Regions from separate parts of the Homo sapiens genome. Here region 1 is linked to region 2. The links are chromatin contacts, found by Hi-C or POLR2A ChIA-PET in ENCODE. All regions are on one chromosome and are shown on one strand. Each heading gives the region's core, a stretch centred on a gene start or an enhancer-like site at or near the end of the contact. The rest is flanking DNA. Distances are from core to core; before and after follow the strand shown. Region 1 has its middle 22 kb from the start of TSC22D2. Region 2 has its middle 24 kb from the start of LINC01213.

Region 1 (6,609 bases), core at 605-3,104, 170 kb after region 2:
AAATGAGCCATAGGCTGGGCACGGTGGCTCATACCTGCAATCCCAGCACTTTGGGAGGCCAAGGCGGGTGGATCACTTGAGGCCCAGAGTTCGAGACCAACCTGGCCAACCTGGTGAAACCCCATCTCTATTAAAAATACAAAAATTAGACAGGCGTGGTGACAGGTGCCTGTAATCCCAGCTACTTTGGAGGCTGAGGCAGGAGAATCATTTGAACCCAGAAAGCAGAGGTTGCAGTGAGCCGAGATCATACCATCACATGATCTGGGCTCTGGCAACAGAGCGAGACTCTGTCTCAAAAGAAAAGAAAAGGAAAGGAAATGAGCCATATACAAAAACTGAATGGCTCTCACAAGCAAGATGGGAAGTGGCACCCCCCCAAAAAATACTACATACTACTGTATGATTCCATTTATTAAAAAGTCCAAAACCAGGGGCCGAGGGGAGAAGATCTATGCTTTAAAAGTCAGGATCATGATAACACTTTCAGCATAGTGCCTGGAAGGGGATATGAGGGAGGCTTTTGGGGTGCTGTTATGTTCTCTTTCTGGAGCGCTGTCCTAGTCTGTTGGTTACATGGGTATATTCACTTTGTGGCATTCATCAAGCTGCACACTTACAATTTGTGCATTTTCTGTATGTTATACTACAATAAAATTTATATTAAAAAATCTTTTTATACATATTTGTATAACATATTTTCTTTTTTTGTACTTTTTCTATATTTGATTTCCTTAAGTGAACATATCACCACTGTAATAATAAAAGACAAATACTGTTTTTATGCTCCTGCCAGGATTTATACAAAAAGAACAAACCAGACTTATCAACATATAGGTGGTCTTGCCTGCCTAGACAAAAGAAAAAGTTTTAAGCAATTTCCTTCAATGGTCTGGAAAATTGTGTCAAAATGTCAACCTGATATCAAATACATCTTATATGAAATAGATTATTGAGGTGCTGTGAAGTAGCCTTGGATAAATATGGTCAAGAACAAACTGCCTCTTCAATATCAGGAACTTCCTGCTTTAGAAAGTATCTGAAAAACTGCCTCAGTTTGCCTATAAATCCTAGCACAGCAATAGTTTACCTGACAATTGGACATTTTAAATACCACATCAGAAGTCCAGTGAAATGCATTTTAATAAGTCACAGGATACCCCAGCTTTCTTCTAATATAAGAAGTAAATTAAAAAAAAAAAAAGCAGCCTGGGCAACATGGGAAAACCCGGTCTTTACAAAAAATACAAAAATTAGCCGGGCATAGTGGTGTGTGCCTATAATCCCATCTACTCGAGAGGCTGAGGTGGGAGGATTGCTTGAGACTGGGAGGTCAGGGCTGCAATGAGCCATGATCGCGCCACTGCACTCCAGCCTGAACAACAGATCCAGACCCTGTCTCAGAAAAAATAACAATAAAAAAAAGAAAGAAAGAAATGAGAGTAAATGTTTTCTCATTCTGTCCTTCTCTTCTCCTTCTTTGCTTGTCTCTTCTCTCTCCCTTTTCTTTTCTTCTCTTCCTCTTTTTCTTCCCTTTCCCTATTTAATCTCAGTCATGCGATCGCCAGTGAGGCTAGAAAGTTTTAAGTTTAGTTCTCCTAGTGTTTGAAACACAAGCTGAAGTGAAGGCCCTTGTTATAACTGGGAAATTAGCCTCCAGCCTCTCTAAAATTGGAAGTGCAGAGAGAGAAGGGAAAGTGAACAAGTATCTGTTTCTTCTTCCCTCTCCCGCTCCAGCCCCTCCCCCTTAGTTCTCCAACCCGGGCCTCACTATAGGTCAAAATGAATGCAGCTGCCCAACACTGTGATGCGAGCTCGTTCACACTGACGGACACTTTTCTCATGTTCACGTGGTAGGTCACAGAGCAGTAGGGGAAAGGGAAGTGGTGATGCAGTATCTACTACCTACGCTAGGGGTAGGGGACCAGAAAGTTGCTAGGGGAAAAAAAAATATTCGAACAGTGAAATGGAGCGTGTAACAAAGTGGAGGAGAGTGACTCTTTGAACCGCTATGGTGGCAGGAAGAGCAAATCAGGTGCTGTGTTACAAAAGAACAGGGAAAAAATGTACAAGTGAGATGGTATATATCCAAGTTATTTGAAGACCCTGAAATCCTTCAAATATTAGAGATTATAGCTATGATGCTAAATGCCTTAGGGACTTTCAGAAGAGCTTGTATATTTAAAAGGGGTGCAAAACCTCGAAAATTTATAGGCATCCTAGAAAGTCCCCCAACAGAAACTCTGAAACCTGCATCGAGACTTCCCATTTTACAGTACAAGGAAGGTGGGGGTAGGGGATGGGGTGGTTTCCACCGGGCCCAGCAAAAAAAAGCAGAAAGGTCACCTCCTCCCAATCTGCAAGTATCTGAAATCCCCTCATGGAGGATTGTGACATGAGGCTGAAAGACTCAGAGCACACAGGATGAGACCTCAGGCCAGAGCCAGGTCAGCTCAGCTCGCAAAAGAAGGGTGGGAAGTTCCTACTCTGGTGCTGCTGGCACACCATCCCCCAGAATGGAGGCAGGAGTGGGAGGCAGGCTGCCTGGCAGAACTAGGTGGAGAGGGAAGAAAATGGCCTGAGAATGCTGACTAGATTTGAGTATTTGATGTCTGAAGGGGATTTGGGGTGAGGCAGGGAACAAATGACTTGAAAAGAAAACCACGAAGGCAGATGAAAGACACAAGATAGAAGAGGGGAGGCTAACTATAAGAAAGTGATTGTGGGCAGGTTGAGAGATAGCCATTGGGACAAAAGAAAGTGGTCAGTGAGGGCGAGGAAGGAAGAAATCAGCCTCAGAAGGAGCAGAATTCACACCAGTCTGAAGCCCAAATCTGAAATAGATTCACACATTATTCAAGCCCAAGAGTTGTGGTTTGGGGTGCCCTTATATGGGGCTGGGGGGAGGTGGCAGGAGGGGTTCTTTTTAAATAAATGAACCATAAATGATTCAAAAGATTTTTTTAACTTTTTATTATGAAAAATTGAGCATACAAAAAAGTAAGCAGAATATAATAATGACCTTCATGTACCCAGTACTCTGATCCAACAATTGTCTAATCCTGGTCAATCATGTCATTCAACCACAGCCATTTTCCCGCTTCTCATATTAGTTTTTTTTTTTTTTTTTTTAATTATTGTAGTAATGGCTGGGCACGGTGGCTCACACCTGTAATCCCAGTACTTTGGGAGGCTGAGGCGGGCCGATCACAAGGTCAGGAGTTTGAGACCAGCCTGGCCAACATGGTGAAACCCCATTTCTACCAAAAATACAAAATTATCTGGGTGTGGTTGTGCACACCTGTAATCCCAGTTACTCAGGAGGCTGAGGCAGCAGAATCGCTGGAACCCGGGAGGCAGAGGTTACAGTGAGCTGAGATCATGCCACTGCACTCCAGGCTGGGTGACAAGAGTGAAACTCCATCTCAGAAAAAAAAAAAAAAAAAAGTGACCACAATGTCATTATACCTCAAAAAGTCTTACCATCAGGGGATATTTTGGTGGCATTTCTACATTAAAGCCTCTCTTGTTACTGTACCCAAAAATGCTTGTGCATTTTAGAAGAATTTGGAAAGGTGAGAAGAAATTTTACTAAGAGAAGGGATCAGGAGGTAAAGCTGTATCAGGAACCCTGGGAAGGACAAAGACCTAGCAAGAAAGACTGTTCTAGGCTGGGCACGGTGGCTCACACCTGTAACCCCAACACTTTGGGGGACGAGGCAGGCGGATCACCTGAGGTCAGGAGTTCGAAACCAGCCTGACCAACATAGAGAAACCTCTACTAAAAATACAAAATTAGTTGGGCATGGTGGCGCATGCCTGTAATCCCAGCTACTCGGGAGGCTGAGGCAGGAGAATCACTTGAACCTGGGAGGCAGAGGTTGCTGTGAGCCAAGATTGCGCCATTGTACTCCAGCCTGGGCAACAAGAGCAAAACTCTGTCTCAAAAAAAAAAAAAAAAAAAAAAAAAGATTGTGTTCTGTGGTTGGTCATAGAATACAGCTGTGCAGTGGAGGACATGCGTCTTATAAAACTCCATACTTAGCTCTAGAGAAGTCTGCAGCAATCAGTAGACATCAAAAAGCCAACATTGAAACTGCTCTCATTGAAAGCAGAGAATTAGGGGATCTCTATAGCAGCAAAAATGGTGTTTTCTGTTCTGTCTCCCTTCCCCCAATCTATTGTACTAATATATTATGTGCATCATAAAATATTTAAAAAACGTATCATTAAAGGATGTGATTAAAAAATAAACTTCTTATATTTTTCTCACACTCTAATACATCATCTTGCACCCCTCACTTTGGACACCACAGAGCTTGATTGTCACTGTTACCCCAAGTGTAATCTTTAAGTGGGTGATAGAGAAATCAGGTTTGGCAGGTTGAAAAAGAGCCTAGGGACACCTATGCAAAGGACAGTAGAGGCCAGTGGTCTCAACTCTACTGTACATTAAAGTCGGCCTGGGAGGTTCTGAGAAATGTGAACACTCAGGTCCCACCCCATATGAATCAAATTAGTAATTCAGAAGGTGAAATCTGTGTGGCTTGGTTTTTTTGTTTTGTTTTTTTTTGAGACGGAGTTTCAATCTTGTTGCCCAAGCTGGAGTGCAATGGCGCGATCTTGGCTCACTGCAACCTCTGCCTCCCCAGTTCAAGTGATTCTCCTGCCTCACTCAGCCTCCCGAGTAGCTGGGATACAGGCGCGTGCCACCATGCCCGGCTAATTTTTTTTGTATTTTTAGTAGAAACGGGGTTTCACAATGTTAGCCAGGCTGGTCTCGAATTCCTGACCTCAAGTGATCTGCCTGCCTTGGCCTCCCAAAGTGCTGGAATTATAGGCGTGAAGTTCTGTGCATTTTTAAAAAGTTCCTCCAGTGATTCTTACAGGCAGGGTTGAAAACCCACTGGTGTAGGTGTTTAAAAAAATAGTTGCTTAACGTGAGGATATTAGTTCTGATTTTAAAACATTTTATTCTGCCATTTTCTCATCTAGGAGTGGGACAATGTTTCGCAGGGAAGTGAGAGGAAAAGGAGGGTAGAAAAACTTTAAAGTAGAAATTAGACCTAATAAAAGAATAGTGAAGTTCTCTCGAAAAAGGGTGGTTTTCATTTCTATATTCCAGGTTCTAATTTACTACATCTTAAACTGATCCAAAATTTTGACAGACCTTATTTTCATTCAACCAAAGGCACTTACCCTATTAGATTATTAAAATTATCTAATGACTATTTCATATTGCGATCATGGTTATTTCATATGTCAAAATAATTAATCCCGGCTACTTACATGTTTTCTTTTTAATCAAGTTTATCTCTCAGTTGGGAAAAGAAACAAATCTGATCTTAAAAAGATACAAAGACATTTTCTATCTCTGAGGAACTGACTTCATCAAATTATCCTGGAGGGAAAAGCAAGTACAAAAATATGAACTATAGGCAGCTGGAAAGCAAAATTCTCCACAGTGAATGACACACCAAATCCTGCAGGGAAATATGCACCACAATACTTTGTTTCCTGTGGCTTCCTGCCTGAGGAACACTGAAGAACAGTAAAAATTATTCCAGAAATGATTTCCTCAGCTGTCTCATGGATGAATTTAGCACAGGTATTTGGTCAAAATGTTAAATCACTGTCAAATCCAAACGTGTATATTTATATTTTATATATGTAATCACAGGTTCCTAAAAATGAAGGTTAAAAGAAACTTGAACTGGATTCCATTTTATCACACGCCTGGAATGCTGAAAATGCTGTGGCAAAGTCATCCATTCATTCATCTAAGTGAAAAGCCTATAAAATCATAGGCATCTTCAGCCATATCCTTAAATTTCACCATTTTACGTTTCACCAAAGTTATATTGGCATTATCTTTTGTGCTGGAAACAAAGTTAATTGTCTTCTGCAGGATACTTAAAATAAAATGGGCAATCTCAGTTTATTTTATGATATTTAAGAGGCTAAAATGAGCTTGTTCCACAAATAGCCTTCCTAGTAAATCCTGGGAAGTCATGAGAGGGCTGTGTGACGGTAGCACACACCTACAGTAGATGGCATTGTGCATTTGGCTTGGCCACAGCAAGTGTTTACTAAACTAGGGGTGGGTTGTCACAACAGACTCCAAGGTCATGCAGAAAATTAATATCAATAATTAATATCTTTGTATGGTTTTACATGGTACTTCACGTTTTTAGATGATTTATAATTAGTTATCATCCATCCTTGATATGTTATTGCCATAATTCAGGACCTCCATATCTCTTACCTGGACTACTTCTAAATAGGTTCTCATCTCACTCCAGCCCATCCTCACCATCACATGTTCTCTTGACAATGCATCTTGGAGCCTGTCACTCCTGTTATTTATCTATAGAATGTTCTATCTCTTGTTTCTTGGTTCTCACCTCCTACTACCTTCCCACATTCACTGCTTAACACAGCCACATGGAGTTTTGTGCCATTCTCCAAACATACTGTTTGGTTCTAAGCTCTGTTTCTTCACTGTTCTTCATGAGTATCTTCAAAGTCTCTGCCTTGCCTGACTGGCAAGCTCTCACAAGAACTGGGAAATCAAGCCACAACTTTATCTCTTCTGTGGAAGCCTTTTGG
Region 2 (6,577 bases), core at 4,033-6,532:
TATCTTTAATTTCATTATAATATTGTCAACTTACCAAACAAGCCAAAAACCTGCAATAGAAGCATTTTAAATGTTTAACAACATCTCTCTTCTCAATGTAACAATCCCCAAAGATAAATCTAGGAGAGCATTCAAGGTGGGCAGGCAGGGAAGAAGGCACCACGTCATAATAGCACTTGAATGTCACACTGCAGCTGGCCAGCAGCATCGATCGCTGGTGGTCATTTTGGAAATTTGGGGGAGAACTTTGAATTTTATCATGACAGGAAAGGGGGCTCCTGGCCTTTAGTGGATGGGCTCCTGTTCCAAACAAGAATTTTCCTGCATTGTGGATGATGTATGAATGTAACAATAGATGTTCATGTGAATGACAGGCCTTTATATGTACACAAAACCCAGCTTGAGCACAAAATATTTTTTTGCAAGTTTTTAACTTTTTTGGAAATACAGCTAGCACGTAAATGCACAGAAGGTTATACTTTGTTTTGTACAGAATTTTACCAGGGGGTGTTCACTATTTTGGAAACATCACACAGCAAGTTTGAGATCCTGAGACAGTCGGTTTGTGTACCTGTGACCTTCCCTGTTGTTCAGTGTGCAACTACAAACATCTGACTCCTTCATGTCTTCTAGTGTGATTGTGCCTGGGCACTTACATGTTGAAATATATATTTATATATATATATATATATATAAAATATATATATTTCAGAAACTACTTCCCTTTTACTTCTTATAATATAGTTAAGACACTACATTGGTATTTTAAAAGTATGTGTAGAAGTAGATTGAAGCAGAAATGCTCCCTTATAAGTAGCTACAAAAGAACAAGTCTCGAAATAAGGGAGCAGAGGTGATTCATGATGAATGGGAACCAGCACAGAGCTCAAATATATTGCAAACCTTCCAGAACAATCCACACCAGGAACTGAATTACCGATTAAGCAAACTTAATCTTGAATTTTATCTTGAGATAGAAAAGAGGTTATCCATTTTCTATTGTATAGAACAAATCACTGCACATTTAGTGGTTTAAAAACCACACAAATTCATTATCTCCAGTTCCTGGGGTCCAGCATCCAACACAGCTTTAGCTGGGTCCTCTGCTCAGGACTCACAAGGCTAAATTAGTTAAGGTGTTCACTGGCTGTGTCCTCATCTGGAGATTAACTAGGAAAAGATCTTCTTCCAAGCTCACTCAGGTTATCGGCAACGTTTACTTCCCTATGGTTGTAGGACTGAGGGTCCTGATTCCTTACTGGCTGTCATCAGGGGCTGCTCTCAACATCTGGGAGCTGCCTGCCTGCATGTCCTTCCAGGGGGCTCCTTCTGTAGACACTCCCGCAACATGGCAGTTTGTTTTGTCCCAGCCAGATGAAAGCATCTAATACTTCACTTTCTTACAAAGGTCAGGCCCACTCAAGATCATGTCCTTTTTCATTAACTCACAGTCAATTGATTAGTAACCTAATCATGGGAGTGGTACCGTGGCTGTCATATTCATGTTCCTGCCTACACTCAAGGGGAGGGGATTAGGGGATTATACGGGGCGAGTACCTGGGGTGGGGTCAGAATCTTAAGGGCCATCTTAGGATCCTGCCCACCATAAGCTGCAAACAAACATCTATTATCAACGGGGGCACTGAATCTCACAGAACTGAGGAACATTGCATGCTACCAAAGGAGTTTTTCACATACATTAATCTTACTTAAGCTACAAAGCCACCTCTTCAGGTAGGTAATTAATTTTTTATCTACCTTCCCCGAAGCCAGTGTGGATTACCGCTTATGCAAACTTAAAAAATGCTTAGGGCACCAGCACAGCAGGAGCACCAAAAAAGAAAAAGAGAAAATCTGTTTCAATAAACTCATCTGGAATTTGCAAAATCTAAAGATTTAAGGGGAATAAAGCTATTATAATGCTAGAGTGTGTGGAAATTTTTGGTTTTAATATTTTAGCATTTTTAATTTTAAAAAATCTCCTCATTGCTTATCGCCTCTAAATTAATTCACCCCACCCTTCCATTTTACAGCTAATATTCATTTAGCAATTACTATGTGCCTGGGATTATTTTAAGAATTTTACACAAAATAATCCAATCCTAACAAAAACCCAGTGGGGTAAGTTGTATTGTTCCCACTTTGCAGGTGAGGAAGACAAAGTGAGTGGGCTCAGTAACTCGCCCGAGTCACAGAGTCAAAGCAGGAGCTGGACCCAGATAGTCCAGAGCTCATGCTCGTACACACTTCACTTCGCTATCCTGAATAAAAAAACCAAGACTCCAGGAGGGCTGCAGCTTCGTCCAAGGTGTCGTGACTTGCCCACAGCCACCCTCTTGGCAAATGACCCAGTAAACTCCACCTCCAGCTCCTCTACCTCCAGAGCCTGTGTCTGTATGTCTTCCTTTTGGAGCTTTCTTTCTTGGTATTCTTTATGTTTCAATTTTTAAAATGATAGTCAAATATACACAACTTGAATTTTGGCCATTTTAACCATTTTAAGTGTCTATTCGGTGGTGTTAATTACATTCACAGTGTTGTGCAATCATTACCACTATCCATTTCCAAAAAATGTTTCATCAACACAAGCAGAAATGCTGTAGCCATTAAGCAGTAATTATCCATTCCTACCTTCTTCAACCCCTGGGAACCACTAATCTACTTTCTGTCTCTATGAATTTGCCTGTTCTAGGTATTTCATATAAGTAGAATCATATAATATTTGTCCTTTTGTGGCTAACTTATTTCACTAGTATAATGTCTTCAAAGTTTACTCATATGGTAGCATCTATCAGAACTTTATTTGTTTTATGGCTGAATAATATTCCATTGTATGGTATATCACATTTTGTTTATCCATTTATCTGTTGATGGACACAGGTTGTTTCCTTCCACTTTTTGGCTATTGCAAATAATGCTGCAATGAACGTTGGCACACAAGTATCTGTTTGAGTCTGTCTTTCTTTTCTTTTTTTTCTTTTTCTTGCTTGCTTGCTTGCTTGCTTGCTTGCTTTGTTGCAAGACAGGGTCTTGCTCTGTCACCGGGGCTGGAGTGTAGTGGCCCTATCATATCTCACTGCAGCCTCAACCTCCTGGACTCTTAAGCAATTCTGCTACCTCAGTCTTCCGAGTAGCTAGGTCTTCAGGTGCACAACACCACGCTGTGCTAATTTTTTGTTTTTTAGTTTTTTTGTAGAGATGAGGTCTTGTTATGCTGACCAGGCTGGTCGCAAACTCCTGGGCTCAAGAAATGCTCCTGCCTCGGCCTTCCAAAGTGTTGGAATTACAGGCATGAGCCACTGTGCCCTGCCTGTTTGGGTTTCTATTTTCAATTCTTTGGTGTATATACCTAGACATGGAATTGCTGGGTTATATAAAAATTATTTTTCTTTCTTTCTTTCTTTCTTTTTTTTTTTTTTTTAATGACAGTCTCCCTCTGTCGCCCAGGCTGGCACGATCCCAACTCACTGCAACCTCTGCTTCCCAGGTTCAAGCCATTCTCGTGCCTCAGCTTCCCAAGTAGCTGGGATTAAAGGCATACACCACATGCCTCGCTAATTTTTTTTGTATATTTAGTAGGGATTGGGTTTCGCCATGTTGGCCAGGCTGGTCTTGAACTCCTGGCTTCCCACAGTGGCTGTACCACTTTACATTCCCACCAGCAATTACAAGAGTTCAGATTTCTCCACATCCTTGACAACATGTTTTTCTTTGACTTACTGATAACAGCCATCTTAATGGATACGAAACACCATCTCATTGCAGTTTCCATTTACATTTTCTTCCTTTTTTTTTTGTTTTTTTTTTTTGAGATGGAGTCTCCCTCTGTTGCTCAGGCTAGAGTTGAATGGCTGGATCTTGGCTCACTGCAACCTCCACCTCCCAGGTCCAAGCAATTCTTCTGCCTCAGCCTCCCAAATAGGTGGGATTACAGGGGCATGCTGCCATGTCCTGCTAATTTTTTTGTATTCTTAGTAGAGACGGGGTTTCCCCACGTTGGCCAGGCTGGTCTCGAACTCCCGACCTCAAGTGATCCACCCACCTTGGCCTCCCAAAATGCTGGGATTACAAGCATGAGCCACTGCACCCGGCCGACAATTTCTTAATGACTAATGATGTTGAGCATCTTTTCATGTGCTTAATCGCCATTTGTATATCTTCTTTGGAGAAATGTCTACTCAAGTCCTTTTCTCATTTTTTGATTGGGTTGTTTATCTTTTTGTTGTTGAAATGCAGGAGTTCCAAATCCTGGGGGTTTCTTGACTGGTAATTTCCAATCCCCAACCACACACCTGTCAGGAAGTCTTAAAGATCCAGGTGGAGACCAACAGTCCTTTTGTAGGAGCCAGGAGGCTGGATGCAGAAGATGGTGGTAGATGAGGAGGGAACGGAAAGGCATCTAACACTCACCTACCCCTGCCCTAAATCCAGGTACCCTCTTCCATTGAAGAAAAACCCACATTCTGCTTGTGGATGCTCATTACTCTTATCCACAGAAGCTCTGTTAACCTACCCACCACAGGCATGGAGGCCACTGACCTTCATCCCCAACCACAGCTGCAGCAGAGTGGCAGGAATTCAAGGAAGGAGGAGCATGTGGTGTGGGAGAAGGAAGGGAAGAGGACCTGCACTAGGAGAGGATGTTTCCTCTCAGACAACCTACACAGGTGAGGAGGCAAAGCCTGCAAGGAAGAGACAGCTTATAGGTGAAATGACAGTGACACGGGGAGTGGGAGATGGGAGGGGGAAAGGAGGGAGGATGGGAGGGTTGGGTGAGAAAAAAATCAGGAAAGGATGAGGGGGTGAATATCAGAAAGGGGCAGGCAGCTGTAGCCAGATCAGGGGAGAAAGGCTTCCTGGTGCCCCCATACTAAGGAGAGAGCTGCAGACCTCTATTTTAATGAGTCACAATCTCACTTAGCCCCAGGCCATCTCTCACACTCCCCCTCCTCTCTGGCTTGTGGTCAGCAATAAGCATTCTTCCTTCATTGTCTATTCATCAGGCTACAGATAGGAGGCTAAGAGGAGAACACAAACACTTATTTGTACCACAAAAAAAGGGGGAGCCAGGAGGCCTGACCCTAATTCTCAGCAGTTAGGGACACACCGGAATAGCAGTGACAGAGAGAGGGCAAGTTTAGTGAGATCCATGCAACACCTGCCTTGTGGAGGGGAAGCAGGGCTGACAGTGGCGTGGCGTTGAGCTAAGTTTAGCTGCCTGTGTGATCTCTGCCAACACTCAGGGATGTGGGAGGGGCTTGGGGCAGGCCTCAACAAGCCTTTCCAGGGACCTCTTATTTCCTTAAATCCCACCAAAACTCAAGGACGGACTCCAACATCAACATAGTCACTGGCTTTTGAGCAGTCTTTTCCAAACAGCTGTTGTGCAATTTACCATGTGGCATTATAGACAGGCTACCCCGCTGAGACTGAAAATGAAATCTTGGCCCAGATCCTCCAGCCTGCAGCACCCTGTGGTGAAAGGGGTGTCTCTGCCATCACAGAGAATGAAAATGGGCTACAGCCAGGCAGTGTGAGGGAGCTGGAGACAGCAGACTGGCTCCCGACCATCCTGGTCACACCTAACAGCCTTTTCTCTGATGGCAGTAAAACAGGAGCTTTTAAAGAAAAGAACCAGTGTTGATGAGAAAAAGCTTAGGTTTCTATAATGAAATCAGATGTCCTTTTAGTAAAAGAGCTTCGACGTGAAGATTAAGTTAAAGAAAACAAGCATAACCCTTATATCGATATAACCCTTATATTGATGTTCCCATTTATGCAGCCCCATGGGGATGACGCTGTGGTAATGTGACTAATTTTGTAGCTGCCTGGACAGGTGTGTAGAATAATAATAATGAGAATGATTCCTGTACTGTCTCCGGTTCACTACACAAGTCATTACCCCGTGAGGAACGGGTCCGTCACTTAGAAGACAGTGGGATGTGCTAAACTGGAGACTCTCAGGATGGAGAAACAGGGTTTCACTGCTGAAGAGAGGGTGGTGGTCAGGCTGGTGGGGAAGCACATGCCCATGAGGGAGGCAGTATTGGGAGGAGGCCCAGCAAGAGGCCACAGGAGGGAGGCCACAGACAGAGGCACAGTGTTTCTGCCCTGGCAATCCTGTGGGTTACCCAGGCACTAGCTGTCCTCTAGGAGGATTACAGTAGCCACAGGGTTCCAGGAAAGAGGGCAGAAGGAAAGAACCTCTGTGCATACAGATGGTGCCTGTTTTCTGCTGATTTCCCAGTGCCCAGCATGGAATCTGGCATAGTAGGCCTCAATGTAGACGTGTTTAATGGAGGAGTGACTGAGCAAATATGAAGGAGATGCTAGCAAGAATCAAGCAATGATCCTCTCCTAGAGGGATGGGGAAACCAGCTCAGGATCCAGATACAGCCTCAGAGAAAGGGAACAAGTGCAGGTGTTTGGGGAGGTGGGGAGGTGGCTTCTGTGATGGCTAGCAGTGACCGTCGCCTTCTTACATTCATGCCCTTGGGGAATCTCCTCCCTTTGAATATGGTCTGAACTTACCAGCCTGTTTGTAAGAAACGGAGTGTGAGAGAAGTAATGAGATATC

Evidence for each region. Hi-C counts contacts between places; a loop is a spot of excess contacts on that map. ChIA-PET counts read pairs that join two places held with the same protein, here RNA polymerase II (POLR2A). Pooled maps may share reads with other maps.
Region 1: POLR2A ChIA-PET joins it to region 2 with 12 read pairs in activated CD4-positive, alpha-beta T cell. The contact joins two enhancer-like sites. A Hi-C loop is called at or near these places in 3 of 168 maps with a recorded cell type or tissue (IMR-90, endothelial cell of umbilical vein and prostate gland) and 5 of 50 pooled maps. POLR2A ChIA-PET finds 5 or more read pairs at or near these places in 3 of 52 experiments (H1, activated CD4-positive, alpha-beta T cell and activated T-cell).

Annotation. Positions count from the first base shown.
Region 1 is chr3:150,383,182-150,389,790 of GRCh38, forward strand. No RefSeq gene overlaps it. Among named protein-coding and RNA genes, the nearest start is that of TSC22D2, 22 kb to the right of the region's middle. RefSeq lists enhancers at 1,448-1,697, 2,070-2,239, 2,298-2,607. Within about 2 kb of position 1,855, at least 9 of the 41 ENCODE cell types and tissues checked have a DNase peak (open chromatin) inside an H3K27ac peak, as active enhancers do.
Region 2 is chr3:150,211,234-150,217,810 of GRCh38, forward strand. No RefSeq gene overlaps it. Among named protein-coding and RNA genes, the nearest start is that of LINC01213, 24 kb to the right of the region's middle. Within about 2 kb of position 5,283, at least 9 of the 41 ENCODE cell types and tissues checked have a DNase peak (open chromatin) inside an H3K27ac peak, as active enhancers do.